Linked DNA regions of Mus musculus: region 2 is linked to region 1. The links are chromatin loops, found by intact Hi-C in ENCODE. Cell type or tissue: left cerebral cortex. All regions are shown on one strand. Links, peaks and the distances in the headings refer to the core of each region. The heading gives the core; the rest is flanking DNA.

The links. Peaks named below come from ENCODE experiments on the same cell type or tissue, not always from the same donor. Only the 100,000 strongest peaks of a DNase experiment are listed, where the experiment ranks them.
Region 2: it touches region 1 in a loop (2.0-fold over the local background); 6 of 42 quality-filtered maps call a loop at or near these places.

The regions. Positions count from the first base shown.
Region 1 is chr14:25,868,023-25,875,499 of GRCm38, forward strand. It overlaps Anxa11 (annexin A11), which reads left to right. Exons shown (of 15, transcript NM_013469.2): 2 at 842-904; 3 at 2,047-2,159; 4 at 4,490-4,876; 5 at 5,922-6,009; 6 at 6,188-6,282; 7 at 6,649-6,762. The coding sequence starts at 850. Among named protein-coding and RNA genes, the nearest start is that of Anxa11, 30 kb to the left of the region's middle. In left cerebral cortex, for the core only: no CTCF peak of the experiment used is centred there; DNase peaks (open chromatin) are centred at 4,488 and 5,182; H3K27ac peaks cover 949 bases.
Region 2 is chr14:25,818,539-25,826,015 of GRCm38, forward strand. No RefSeq gene overlaps it. Among named protein-coding and RNA genes, the nearest start is that of Anxa11, 20 kb to the right of the region's middle. In left cerebral cortex, for the core only: a CTCF peak has its summit at 4,218 (motif pointing left); no DNase peak of the experiment used is centred there.

The sequences.
Region 1 (7,477 bases), core at 3,348-5,847:
AGCAGGCAGGTTGCAGGGCAGTGGCTGACCTTTGTTCCTCTGGGGCCTTTTAATTGACATGGGACGTTGCTGAAGACTTGTGTACAGCGGGCAGCGAGAGCAGGTGTTCTGTCTGCTTCCCTGGGCTCTTTCTTGCCCTTGTGGCCTCATTTCCATGTAACTCTTACTTTCTTTGGGCTTTGGTACCTGCCAGGCCCTTCTGAGGGCATCTCTTGTTTCCAAGAATGATGACTCCCACAATAATCAGGTTATTTTATGTTAGTGGAATGCTCAGGAGAGACACAGACCTGCTATTAAAGATTGTGACAGCCAGTCTATGCTTGCAGCTTGCAGCTTGCATCTTGCATCTTGCATCTTGCAGCTTGGGTCTGACCCAGAGGCGCGCGTGTGTGTGTGTGTGTATGTGTGTGTGTGTGTATGTGTGTGTTGGTTGGTGTTGTGGTGAGCTTGAGGGTTGTACATGGGATGCAGGGAAACAGGGTCCTTCATTGTTGTGGAAGGATAGTAATAAGGACAAGTAGACTCTGAGTCTTGGGCGATGCTCTACCTAGAATATGATGTCAGAGAGCGTGTTGGTGGAAACAGAAACCAGGCCTGGAGGAGCAGTTGTCAAGGAATCAGGCAGCTGGATTATGGTGTTGTCCCCTCCTGTAGCTCTGGGTGGGCCTGATGAAGCTGGGGACACCCCCCCCCCCCCCCGCAGGAAGTGTGGGCTGGGGCATGGGAAGCCAATCCCTTCTATAGTGGCCTGGCCTTGGGCTCTGTTCCCAAGATGCAGATCTCAGCAGGCCTGCTCGGAGCCCCTCCACATGATCTGAATGCACTCTCTCTTCTTCTCCAGCTCTAGCCATGAGCTACCCAGGCTACCCTCCACCTGCCGGTGGCTACCCTCCAGCTGCACCAGGTAAGAGGACCCAGGGGATTGACTCTTTCTGCAGACTGGGGGCTGGAGAGGACTGGGGAGGCCTGCTCTACTCTGAGACTCTTTCTCTTTGGCAAAATAGCTTGACGGCTCTTTCCCTCCCCTGGCTGTCCCCAGGGGACAAGACAGGGAGTCACAACCTACAGGAGTATCCTGCAAAGTGTTGCTACTAACACACCCACTCTGTTTCAAGGAGTATGATTTTGGATTTTGCAGCATCGGGGTCTCTCCTACTGAGGCCAATACCAAAGGCCACTGTCCCTTTCTGTATCCCCTTCCCCATGGCTTCCAGGATCCCCTGGTGATGGGGTGAGACCACCCAACTGGGGCAGTGACTCAGCTAATCTTCCTTCTGAAGACTCGCCTGCCCTGCCCTACCCTGAACTGTTTCCTGAAAACATTTGGTTTCCATGGTAGTAAGGAAACTGAGGGATTCTGGGTAAGGAGACAGGGGCCACTGCACTGCAAAGATAGTTACCATTGAGGGAATCCAGCAGAAACGAACAAACGGACCAGGGAAGTACCTTGATCACTGTCACAGAGCATATCTAGCCAAGCTAGACCTTTCTCTGATCTGGCAGTAGTGACCTCAGTCCCCTCTTCAGCAAAAACACTGCCGTCTGTGACATCACATGTCAACTCCTCAGCCCTTACCTCAGCAGCTGGAGGTCACACTTCTGCAGACATGAATGAGTGGTTCAGAGCCTTGCCCCAGGACACACAGCCAGCCATGTGGTCTCCCAACGGGCTCCTTGATACCGTCCTTCACAGTGTCCCTGCCCTCTGACGTGGCTTCATTTCTCTCCATCTGAGAATCCTCAGCATTCCTGGAGTCCATGGCTGTCACATGCTCAGCTCCGCACAGAGCCTAAGGATGGATCTGTCCTCTCACCCAGTGGTGCTGGCTTTGAGAGGACAAAGCATGCCTGACTCCCCACTGGGGCTGGACCTGCCTTCTTCCTCTGCTTTCCCTGGCCCTCTTGTTCCATTCTTTCTGGGTCTTTATAACATTGGCTGGATGCTGGTCTTCCTTGGTTATCACAGCAGCCCCTCTGCAGCCCTCTTTTCTGTTCTGTCAGTGGGCCAGGGATACAGAGCTAATAATGGCTTGGTGTTGCTTTCAGGTGGTGGTCCCTGGGGAGGTGCTGGCTACCCTCCTCCCAGCATGCCCCCTATCGGGCTGGATAACGTAGCCAACTATGCGGGGCAGTTCAACCAGGACTACCTCTCAGGCATGGTAAGTCAGGCCCCTGCCAAGGTATCCCTGGGCCAGGGCTATAGGGATCAAGGCTGCTTACCCCAAGTTCTCAGGGAGACCTCATGCCTGTTTCTGTGAGCATAGAATGCTGAGCAGCAACTTAGAATATGAGGTCATCTACTTAACACCCACCCTACTCTGGCTCCCCCCTCCCCCCATCTATATTAGAGGAAGAGATTCTTGGCACTGAAGGTCTCTCAGGTCCGAGGAGATTGGGTTAGGCTGGTGCCTGCAGGAAGTTTATTGGGAATTTCTCATGAGCTGAGCACGAAGCCTGCAGGGAGGTGAGCATATGTGTGGAGAGCTGCGGGGGCGAGCACGTACAAGGCTGTTCTGGTTGGGTCTTGGTGCCGTGAAGCAGGTAGGTTAGAATGTACATGCTTTTATTTGTTGTTTTGCTTTTTAAAGGATGTTATTTTATAATCGGAAACCAAATGTGTGTTTAGGGGAAACACTGCTACTAGAAGGTACCCAAATTTATGCCAAGGCCCAGTTCTAGGTGCTGGGAATATGTGAGTGCAGCAAACAAAACCCCTGGGCTAGAGAGATAGCCAGGTCTAAGGTGCTTATTCCATACCAGCATTAGGCCGAGTGCAGTTCCCAGGACCCATGTGTACAAAGGCAGGCGTTGTCCTTGTAATCCCAGTGCTAGGGAGGCAGAGACTGGCAGATCCATTGGACTGGCTGACTAGCCAGTCTAGCCTACATGGTGATTCCATGACCAGTGATAAATACTGTGCCAAAAAAGGAGGACTTCTGTCTCCACATGCATCTGCGCACACACAAATCTCAGTCCAGGCACACTTAGCATCTGTGTCAAGGAGACAGGACATGATGTAAGTTAGCAGGTGACAATACTGATCAGTGGCAGGCACTTCTGGGCATCACAGCAAATGCTTAACATTTGGTAGGTGAATCTGTGAAGATGAAGACTTCAAACTCAGCCTGGGCAACATAGAGAGGCCCGGTCTTCGAGGGAAGGGCAGAGGTGGTTGAGGGAGGGAGAGAAGAGCAAGAAGCTAGGAAAGTAGATACACGGCCCTGATAGCATAGGCCTCTAACCTTAGCTTCTTGGAAAACTGAAGCAGGAGGATCCCAAGTTCATGACCTGTTTGGGCTACAAAGTGAGTTCAAGGCCTCCCTGGACAACTTAGACATTGTCTCAAAATAAAAAGGAGAAAAGAAAAAGAAAAGGAAAAGGAAAAGAAAAAGAAGCAGAAAGAGAATGGGGATGTACTGTTAGTAGTAGAGTGCTTACCTAGAATATGTGAGGCCATAAACTCAAGCCCCAGCCCAGGGCGGGAGGGATGGACAGGACAGTAATAATACAGGAGAGGTTCAGAGGTGCTGGTGGGGACTGGAAAGGGACCCTGAGCCAGGTGGTAGTGGTGCACACCTTTAATCCCAGCACTTGGGAGTTCAGGGGCAGCCTGGTCTACAGAGCAGGTTCCAGAACAGCCAGGGCTACACAGAGAAACCCTGTCTCGAAAAGTTGTTGTTGTTGTTGTTGTGGAGGAGGAGGAGGAGGAGGAGGAGGAGGAGGAGGAGGAGGAGGAGGAGACCTCAAACAAAGATCTGACATGGTAGAGAAATGTACTATGCAAATTTCTAGGGATGGCCAGTCCTTAAGGTGCCGTGGACCTGATGACCTTGGGGACAGTGAGCAGGCCTTGGTCATTAAAGAGGGGACGTGAGGGATAGGTAGGGTGAGGGATGAAGATATTGGGACCCATTTCTCAGTGGCATAAGAGGCTGAGGTGAGGATTCAGGCTTTTGTTCTGGGCATGTGCCGGGCCTCACCTACCTCACCTTGACTGACTGTTAGCAGACTGGTGTGACAGGGCCACCTCATGCCTGCAGAAGGAACCCCTGTACTTTCTGGGTCTTTGAGTGGTTAGCTCTACCTAGTTAGTGGCTCTTGGTTGGAAGAAGTAGCTTCCTCTTTCAGGTTCCCATGCTTCTTGCAGAAGGGACAGATTAGAAGTTCTGGTTCACATGCAGAGTCCATGTCAGAGCCCAGCTGCCCTGCATACACTGAGCCAGTGTACCATCATCAGTGGCCAGATTGTCCTTCTTGTCCCATAGTGGGGTGGCAGCAAGCCTGAGCCTAGCATTGTGTGCTGAGCCTAGCATTGTGATGCCTGCATCTATTGCTAGGTATACATAGTGCTGGGGGAGTGGTGGGGGGCGGTTCTGTAGGAGGCTCCCTGCCTAGAGCCATTGCAGAACTCTATAAGGGAAGGGTAAACAGACAAGGTGCTGTCTTTCTGGGCCTATGTTTCTCAGGCTCTGTTTTGTGTACTTGGCAGGCAGCCAACATGTCTGGAACATTTGGAGGAGCCAACGTGCCAAATCTGTATCCTGGGGCTCCTGGGGGTGGCTATCCTCCAGTCCCTCCTGGTGGCTTTGGGCAGCCCCCTCCTGCCCAGCAGCCTGTCCCTCCTTATGGAATGTATCCGCCCCCAGGAGGAAACCCACCTCCTGGGATGCCTTCATATCCAGCCTACCCAGGGGCCCCTGTGCCAGGCCAGCCTATGCCACCCACTGGGCAGCAGCCCCCAGGGGCCTATCCTGGGCAGCCTCCAATGACCTATCCTGGGCAGTCACCAATGCCACCCCCTGGGCAGCAGCCAGTGCCAAGTTACCCAGGATACTCGGGATCTAGTACCATCACCCCTGCTGTGCCACCAGCCCAGGTAAGTGCTTGTCCAAACTGCGTTCAAGCACAGATCTCTGGTCTAGCCAACAAGTTCTTAGAGGATTGAAGGGAAGGCTCAGGCCTCCAGCTACAACATACAAAAGAGCTCTAATTTCTCTTGTGTGCCCACCGAAGGCAAACACACAAGGTCTGGAAGCACAGCCCTGGTGGTTGCTCTTCCGTGAGATTACTCCAGAGGCTTCCAGCATCATGGCCTCATGCCCAGTAGGCCCCTTCTGTGACTTCCTAGACAAATGTGAAGGAGTCTCAGAATCCTCTCTGGATAGGGAAGATTGGCAGCTCCTCCAGGATTTATTTTGGCTCATTCTGGAGATCAGTTTGTGTTAGCAATGCCTGGAATTCATTGTCATGGTTACATGGCCAAACCAGCCAAGCACAGGGCTGGTGGTATGCGCTGGCTGCCTAGTTTTAGACTATTCTAGAGGGTCCATCACCTCCTTGCTTTCATTCCACTGCAACACTGCCCACTCTTCCCCACCCTGAGCGGCTGCCCACTGTTGCTCCCGTCTGTTCCCCATCATGCCCCTTATTGCGGTGATAACCAGCGTGTTCTAGCCACTAGAAAGGCCACTCACTAGGCTACAATAAGCCTGTTTGTAAACACCTGAGGGGAGCACACCTTAAAAGGAGGAAGGTTGATTAGGGCTCATGGTTTCCATCGATGGCTTCTTGGCTTTGTGACTGTGGGCCTGTGGTGGGCAGAACATTGTGGCAGAGAACACTTGGTAAACCAAAGCATAGCAGACTGGAAGTAAATAATGAAAGGGGCTCGGGCCCCAATATTCCCCTCAAGGACCTGCTCCGTCTCTAGTGACCTAATATCTTTCCAGCCGCTACTTCCTAAACACCACATTGACCCGTGAACCTTGGGGCTATTTGTCCAGTGCTTTTGATTTCCTGCTCCTTTAGGTACCTCAGTGCTTAGAGAAGGGGGTGTTTGTGGGATACGAAGAGGTAGAAGAGTCTTACACCTCGGGGCGGCATGGGTGGGTCATCTTACCTGTGGCTATTTGTCTGAGTAGTTTGGAAACCGAGGTACCATCACTGCTGCTTCTGGATTTGACCCCTTGCGAGATGCCGAGGTCCTGCGCAAGGCTATGAAGGGCTTTGGTAAGAGAGCAGACTGACTCCAAACTCACCCCTGCCCCTAGTTCCCTGTGCAGGTCACTGTGTAGGCCCCTGGGAGATGGAGGAGGAGCTGTGTTATGGAAGGCCCTAGGCCGGGAGAGTCCATGGCCACTGAGCATCCTCATATCCCACAGTGTGCCTACTCCTGCCTCTTTCCTAGGAACGGATGAGCAGGCCATCATCGACTGCCTGGGGAGCCGGTCCAACAAGCAGCGTCAGCAGATCCTCCTATCCTTCAAGACGGCCTATGGCAAGGTGAGGTGCAGAGAGGGAGGGCAGGAAGACAGTGAGGGCCTGCGCCAGCACAGCTCCAGGCCCACTGACTCTGCTGAGGCTGGACCTCCAGGATGACCATGAGCTTAGTTAGGGTAGGTTTGCCAAGATAAGCCTGTAGATACAACACTTCTTCCCTGCCCGGCCTCACTTGCCCCTCCTCTGCTTTCGGGCCTCCTGGGAGGTTTAGTTGGTGTAAGTGTTTGGAGGAAAAGGCTTCCAGTACACGAGTACTGCCTGTGTTAGTGCTCCAGCTCAGGGTGCTCCCCGTGGCTGGTATTGACACCGTCGGCTCTATCATCTCCAACGCTCTTCATCTGTGGAGCTTTCATTTGTTTATCCAATCAGGATTTGATCAAAGACCTAAAATCAGAACTGTCGGGAAACTTTGAGAAGACTATCCTGGCCCTGATGAAGACCCCGGTCCTGTTTGATGTCTATGAGATAAAGGAAGCTATCAAGGTGTGTCATTGTGCTTGTGTGAGTCCGCATAGCCACAGCCCAGGCGGAGGGGGGCTGGGCGCCGTGTTACCCACTGACCAGTTGCTACCTAGCCTGACTTCTGTGCGTTCCTGGCTACAGCCCATGAGCGTTAGAAGGAGCAACTGGTAGTTTTTCCAAGATGCAGATAACATGCCATCTTCTCACAGGAAATACCTATGTCTCCATTTCAAGAAATGGCCAGGCTAGGGTTGTGGAGGACATGGGTGATAACAAGAAGGGGTGCCAGGCTGTTGCAGGACTCTTACTAGCAAATAACAGCAACATGTCTAAGGGGCCCAAGCAGCAGAGGCAGGGACCCAGGTGAGGTGGGAAGAAGTAGGGCTAGAACGAAGACAGTGGAAGACAGAGAAGTCCTACCAGTCCCCGAGCTTTCTGAGCACCCACCTGTCTGCCATGTCTGTCCCCACTTCTGTGTACACCCCGACATCCAGCTCTAGATGAACCGAATTCCACACAGGCCCAAATCCCGCATCTTAGCTTGGGCTCGCTCTCTCCCTAGATCTAGTTTGATTTTGACCAGGAAGCAAGTCCTGTCAGGGCTTTACAGCCATCTGGCGGTGTGTGTTCTGTGAGTAGAGGGTCCTTCTCTAGTCAGGCACCATGAAAGAACTACGCACTCAGAGGCACGCTGGGCACGGAGTCTACCTCCACTGGACGATGAGAGTTTTGTGCA
Region 2 (7,477 bases), core at 2,914-5,413, 50 kb before region 1:
TTCCTGGAAGAGAACTCCCCTCCCCCTTCCAAATAGCTCTGATGTGGAAAATAAAAAAGCACAGTGGTGTAAATGACAGGTTTGCTGCCACTGTAGACTGGCTGGAATTCTTTCTCACCTCTCCCTCTAGCCCCCAAGCCTATGGCAGACATCATTAATCAACTGTAGAACTCTTACTCTTTAGCTCAGCCTGTCTGGAATCCATCTCATCATTGTGCACTGTGTACCATCGATGTGCTCCTTGACTAAGCAAAAGGAGGTGCAGGAGGACCCTGTACCCTCTTTTCACCGTGCATTAGCTTCCAGGTAGTCATAATTGCCGACTTGTGCCTAGAGCTGTGTTGAGTGTTTTCCATTCAACCCACTTGCCAATAAGTTCCCAGATGTTGGGCATTGATCTGCTTCACAGTTGAGATATATTGAGGCTGAGAGGATGTTAGGAATCTCACAGTGGCAGAACCCAAATCTAACAGTGAATTTGTCCACAGCCCAGGCTCCTGATAAGCTGTTTTGAGAAGGCCGGGGAGCCTGGTTTAAGCCTGGAGATGGTAGGGGGGCCAGTCTGCAGTGTAGTCTGAAAGATCTTTCGTTTCTTTGTTTCTTCACATCAGGTCACCTCACTGACAGCAGGACGACACAAAGTAAACTCTTCTGTTACACGGTACCTACTGGAGAAATAAAACCACACAAGAGGCCTCAATATATCAAATTATACAGAGTTTTTATTCACCCCAGGTCGGGCAGTCCCAGGCAGAGAAGCTGGAAGCAGCCCCAACCTCCAATTTGTTCAAGTTTTCAAGGCAAAACCTTCTTCTGTGATGTATCTAGAAAGACAGCTGCGGACATTTGCACCAAGCAATCCTTGTTTGCGGAAGCAGAGAGACAACAGGTAAGTGGTCAGACAGTTCTCATGGCCTTGAGGTCAGGGACACAGTGTATAGGAATGTATGGCTATTCTACATGACCAGTGAATTTATGGCTGGTCTACATGACCAGAGACCAGCTTTACCCAAGATAGTTTTAGCACTTAAAGTATCCTTGAGAAAAGCTATAGTTCAGTAGCCTATTACACTTCTGTATAGACTGATAGCGTGACCACTCCATGGTAGGGTTAAGGGGGAAGGGCGTTTATTGTATATATGAGGGAGAGAACAGCCAGGGACATCTAGAAAAGTCAGAGCAGAGAAAGAGTAGACTGAACATGGATGGCCAACAGATTGAACCTGGCCAGGAGAAAAACAGGAGCAAAGTTGGGGCCTTGAGAGAGGGAGAGCACAGGAGAGCAAGAGAGTGAGAGAGGTGGGCGTGGGGAGACAGAGAGGGAGACAAAGCAAGGAAGAGAGAGGGAGAAGGGGCAGAAGGGGGGAGATCGCTGAAGTATCAGTGTTATAAGAAGAATGGGGGCGGCGGTGTCCTGAACTGGAGGGAGTTGAGAGGAAGGGAGGAGGGGAGAAGAGCTGGGATGTTACCGTGGACTCTGAAATGTGTAACAGGTACTGTGACACTGAAGTAGCCTGGAGGCCAGCCTGAGCTTTGAGATGCTTAACAGACACCACAGTTAGCCATCTGTCCCTTCTGTCTTTTGGGACTTAGGGAAATGGAGTTTTCCTCGGATCTGAGGCCCCAGCCTTTTGTTGCTGAAAGGGGACGACATTATCTCTTCTGTAACTGCTTCTCAGCTGAAATCTGGATGTGCTTGTCAGGGCTCAGCAAGGCTGGAATGCCAGGTGTGTTGAATAGGAATGACCCCCACAGAATCATGGGTTTAAATGTTAGGCCTATAGGGAACAGCACTACTAGAAGATGTGACCTAGGGGTCTGGAGAGATGGCTCAGTGCTTAAGAACACTGACTGCTCTTCCAGAGGTCCTGAGTTCAATTCCCAGCAACAACGTGGTGGGTCACAACCATCTGTAATAAGATCTGCTGCCCTCTTCTGGTGTGTCTGAAGACAGCTACAGTGTACTCATGTATATAAAATAAATAAATAATTCTTTAAAAACAAGAAGAAGAAGAAGAAGAAGAAGAAGAAGAAGAAGAAGAAGAAGAAGAAGAAGAAGAAGAAGAAGAAGAAGAAGAAGAAGAAGAAGAAGAAGCAGCAGAAGCAGAAGCAGAAGCAGAAGCAGTAGCTGGGCAGTGGTGGCACACACCTTTAATCCCAGCACTTGGGAGGCAGAAGCAGGTGGATTTCTGAGTTCAAGGCCAGCCTGGTCTACAGAGTGAATTCCAGGACAGCCAGGGCTACACAGAGAAACCCTGTCTCAGAATAAACAAACAAACAAACAAACAAATAAATAAAAGGTGTGGTCTAGTTGGAGTAGGTGTGGCCTTCTTGGAGGAAGTGTGTCACTGTGGAGGTGGGTTTGTGGTCTCATAAGTTCAAGCTAGGCCCAGTGTGGCACACAGTTGCTTCCGCTGCCTGCAGATCAACTCTGTAGAACTCTTAGCTCCTTCTCCAGCACCATGTCTACCTGCATGCCACCATGTTTCCTGCCATGGCTAAACTTCTGAAACTGTAAGGGCCAGCCCCAATTAAATGTTTTCCTTTATAAGAGTTGCTGTGGTCTTGGTGTCTCTCCACAGCTCTAGAAACCCAAACTAAGACACTGGCCAAGGCTGGGAGTTGGGGAAGGGAGTCAGGCAATAGCAGGGAACATCTTCAGTTCCCAGGTTCTGAAGAACCACCTAAGACCAGGGAAGTGCAGGCTGCTTGGCAGCAGTCGAGAGTGCTGATCCAAAGCAGGGTTCAAGGTGGTAAAGATGAGAGCAGGAGTACACAAGGTAAGGGTAGGAGACCTGAGGAATTTCCACCAGAAGCATCCGGTTTGCCGACCATTGGGTAATTCCATCAATTCTTCCCCGAAAGGACTGAAAGAGACAGAGGACAATCATTATTACAGGGAATATGGAAATCAGAGGGATAGAGACATGTGAGAGCTATGGCCTCAAAGAGGACCAGGACAAGAATTCTGTAAAAGAGTTGGCTCCTGGAGGCTGTAGAGTCCTTTCAGCTCAGTAAGTCTTTAATATGGTCTTCCACCTGGCCAGACTGCTCTACATAATAACAGCATTCTTTGAGGAGGAAGCCGGTGCCTCCCCTTTCAGCAGTGAGCAAGTTGAGGATCCTTTGGTTTTGTAGGCCAGAGCTGGTTTTGGAGGAATTGTAGAGTCAAATTGATTAGTGGGAGCAGTCACTGTAAAGAAATACAGTTTAAATAAAGTTTAAAACCTTAAACTTAAGCTGGGCGGTGGTGGCACACACCTTTAGTCCCAGCACTCCGGAGGAGGCAGAGGCAGGCAGATTTCTGAGTTCAAAGTCAGCCTGGTCTACAAAGTGAGTTCCAGGACAGCCAGGGCCACGCAGAGAAACCCTGCCTCTAAAAAACCAAAAACAAAAACAAAAACAACCCTTAAATAGCAGCAGAGAACTTTACTTTCCTGATTGTTTCATAGTGTAACATTACAGAATATGATTTCTTGTATAACTCCATTTATCCAAGTAGCTAAAACTTAGCAAAGTTTAGCAAAGACAAAGAGGCTAGACCTATACCTTCAAGTCCATTTCTTCCAAACTGAGTAGGCCTTAGGAGTTTATAAGCCTTATTTATCAAACATACCTTATTCATCAAACATATGTTGATAATAAGTGTTGTGTTTTACGAAAAGGAGAACTGGGATGTGTTTTGTAGAACCAGGTATGGTGAGATGGAAGGGGTGCCCCTGTGAGCCCATGCTGAGGCATCCCTTCCCCCTGAGGGACCAGCCATATGATGGTATAGTATAGAACCGAGTTTATTTAGGGCATGGGAAGGGGGAATTGAGAAAGGAGAGAGAGAGAGAGAGAGAGAGAGAGAGAGAGAGAGAGAGAGAGAGAGAGAGAGAGAGAGAGAGAGAGAGAAGAGGCCAACCAGGAACACATGGATAGAGAGGGGGAGTGAGGAAGAAAAGGGGCCAGGGAAGAAGAGAGTCAGAGAGAGAAGGGCCAGAGAGAGTAAGAGAGAGGAGGGGATAAATAGGCCCTTTTATAGGAAGCCATGTCCACCTGGCTGTTGCCAGGTAACTGTTGGGCAGAGCCTAGAAGGAATGCCAACAATAAGTCCTATTTTTATAAGCAAGAGTTAACTCCAGGGGCTGGAGAGATGGCTCAGTGCTTAAGAGCACTGACTGCTCTTCCAGAGGTCCTGAGTTCAATTCCCAGTAACGGCATGGTGGCTCACAGCCATCTGTAATAAGATCTGCTGCCCTCTTCTGGTGTGTCTGAAGACAGCTACAATGTACTCACATTAAAAAAAAAAAAAAGAGTTGACTCCAAGTTACATACAAGCATGCTTTAGCAAATTAAGATTACCTATGTATAGATTTTTTTAAACTATCAGCTTTTTTGTTACAAAAGTTTTTTAAAAATAATTTCTTATTTTTGTTTTCTGCACATTGGTCTTTTGCCAGCATGTATGCCAAAGGGAGGGTGTCAGAACCCCCTGAAACTGGAGTTGCAGACAGTTTTGAGTTGCTGTGTAGGTGCTGGGAATTGAGCTCAGATCCTCTGGAAGAGCATTCAGTACTCTTAACCACTGAGCCATCTCTCCACCTGCCTTGTTATAAGCTTTAAACTGACTTTTGGTTAGGGATTTTATAGATTTTTTTAAACTACACCCAATGACTTTACACAACTGTCCTTACAAATCTTGAGATAAACTTTATACTTTGGCCCAAGTTTTAGAGACTTAAGGGAGGGGAGTATTTGGAGAGTTGAGTAACCCCAGAAGAGGATATGAGATGTTGGGAATAGGTTACTTTGCAGCTGTTTTAAAGCTCTGTTGTGTTATCCTTCTCCCAGTCACAAAGTCAGGTGGCCTGCCTGTCCCAAGACAGAGATTTTGGAGGAAACTTTTAAATACACAGGAATGGGTCTGGAGAAGGAGTGTTACAACCCAACTACAGAGCCAACTATTTTTTATGGAGTAGAACAGCATAAAACAAATTTTAAAATATTACCCATATCCAAAAGACCTTTGAATCCAGTAAGACTAAATCCAGTGATTAGAGGGAGGGACTAGAACAAGCAGAGAGCGAAGAAGGCTCAGACTTAAGAACAGGAGACAAAGGAGCCCCATACAGAAGAGTATTTTGAGAGCGGAGAGCAGAGAAAGTCTGAAGAAAAGGATTTGGGGATTATTTATTTGTACAGTGGCAGGAGTTGTTACAATCTGTGAGAATTTGAAAATTAAGTCTATCATCTTTGGCCATTGGAACTGTACTGAGGCCAAGCTGCTTGCTGTAAGACAATAGATTTCTTGGGAGGAAGAGATTAGAGAAAGCGGGTGAGAAGTGCTCTAACTGGGAAGAATTCATGGCTATAGAGACAGCACAAGCGGGAGAGAAGATGGGGTAAGAGCGCCTAAGAAACTTGTCACAAACAGAGGGAGGATTTCACTGTCTAAGAGCCCCTCTGTCTCTAAGATACTGGAAGCACATATTTATCTTAGAGCAGGAAGCCCCTAGTGGGAAATGTGCTTAGGGAAAGAGTCATAAACAGGAATTCCACCAGAGCAAGGATTCCAGGAAGCTCCTGAAGCAAGCTGAGAGCTTGCAGGGAGGGAGAGCAAAGGTGGGAGAGAGAAGGGGAAGTGTTTTCATGACAAGAATTTCAATCCAGGGCACCCTCAAGCAGACAAGAGAAACGTGCCAGGGAGAGATGCCCAAATCACAAAGGAGAGACATCTCTTTCCATAGGATGTCAGACGCTGCCTGATGTATCTATGTGACTTTCGTAGCAGTAGCGGGATCTAGGAGCCAGAGCAGGTGGCTCTGAGGTGACACCCAAGTAAGAGGAGAGGGGCAGAGCATCTGCACCTGATGGGCACCCAGGGTGTATAGCAGGCTCCAAGAGACGACCTGATCCCAGCTGAGAGGCAGGGAGGGAAGAAGCCGTTGGAGAGGCAGACCCTAAAATCTAGAGTGGAAAGTAGTGGGTGGTAGAAACCAGCAGATGCAAATGAGCCACACCTTAGGAGAGTCAAATTAGCAACGTGGTTTGGTTAGGAGAGGCAGAGTCCATTTATGTCCTGTATGCCTCTCCTCAGTCTTGGCACCTGATGGACAAACTGATGTGGGCTGCAGTCAGGGTGACTGTTTTTATTGGAGAGTACGGGGGAGAGACATCCAGGGGCATCTGGAAGAGTCCAGGGGAGAGATTGAAAGACTGAAGATGGGCATCGGACTGCACCTGATCAGGGTGGGATGGAGGGAGAATAGAGGAAGAGTGTGAGAGAACAAAAGAGTGCGGGGGAGGGGGGAGGAGCAGGGAGACAGAGCAAGGAAGAGAGAGGGAGACAGAGCAAGGAAGACAAAGAGAAGGGGGGGAGAGAGGAAGAGTAGGCAAAAAGGGGGGGGACCTAGTTGAAATAGCAGGGCCACAATGAGAATGAATAACTTGACCTGTCCCACTTGAAGTTTAATTAAGACACAGAGGTAAGAGGTATCTATTTGGTTTAAAGCTGTGGCCTTTTGCTGGGGCCAGTCTCTAGCTAGCTCATCTAACTTATCCTGACTTATCCCCTCCCAGTCTCTCCTCGTGGCTCTCACTGTATGCTTCCAGCCCCGTCTGTCTCCCTTCTGCTCCCTGCCTGTGTCTCCTCTCTTGCTCAGAAGTCCTGCCTCCGTAAGGCCTCCCCAGATCCAGTTGTCATTCCAGTCTGAACCAATCCGCAGCAAGAGAACACTTGATCCATTGTTTAAGGGTTACCCTTTGTCACTGAGGGCTGTTTGACCTTCCCCACCGGAGGAGCTTGCTTTTTAATATAATAATCCCTGGGAATCACCTTTTGGGAAGACAAGCATTTACAAACATTTGCATTACAGTAGAAAACTGATCAATAAACTGGGTGTGGTGGCGCATGCCTTTAATCCCAGCACTTGGGAGGCAGAGGCAGGCAGATTTCTGGATTTGAGGCCAGCCTGGTCTACAAAGTGAGTTCCAGGACAGCCAGGGCTATACAGAGAAACCCTGTCTCGGGGGGTGGGGGGGGGGGGGAGAAAGAAAGAAAAAGAAAACTGGTCAAGGGCCACAGAAATGACAATACCGAAAGCCTGCCATCACTTGCTCATGGACACACCCTGAAGGTGTCTTCTCAGTAGTTTGGGACAGGGGAGGAGGTGAGGAGAGCTGGGGATGCTAGTATGGACTCTGCAATGTGTAACAGCCACTTGTGATGTTGGGACCCTGGAAGCCAACGTCAATTGTGTTATGCTAATAGGTACCACAGCTGACCATTTATCTTTTCTGCCTTTTGGAATATGGGAAGATGAAGTTTCCTTTGGACCTGGGAGTCCCTTCTATCCCTTACCATGGGAGATGAACATGTAGATTGGCTGTATTGTGTAGAGGAATTTTAATCCAGCAACACGGCTGCTCTGACAAGGGATCACAGCCTAAGACCTTCTAGGTCTGTGTGATCTGGCTTCAATGACACACATCT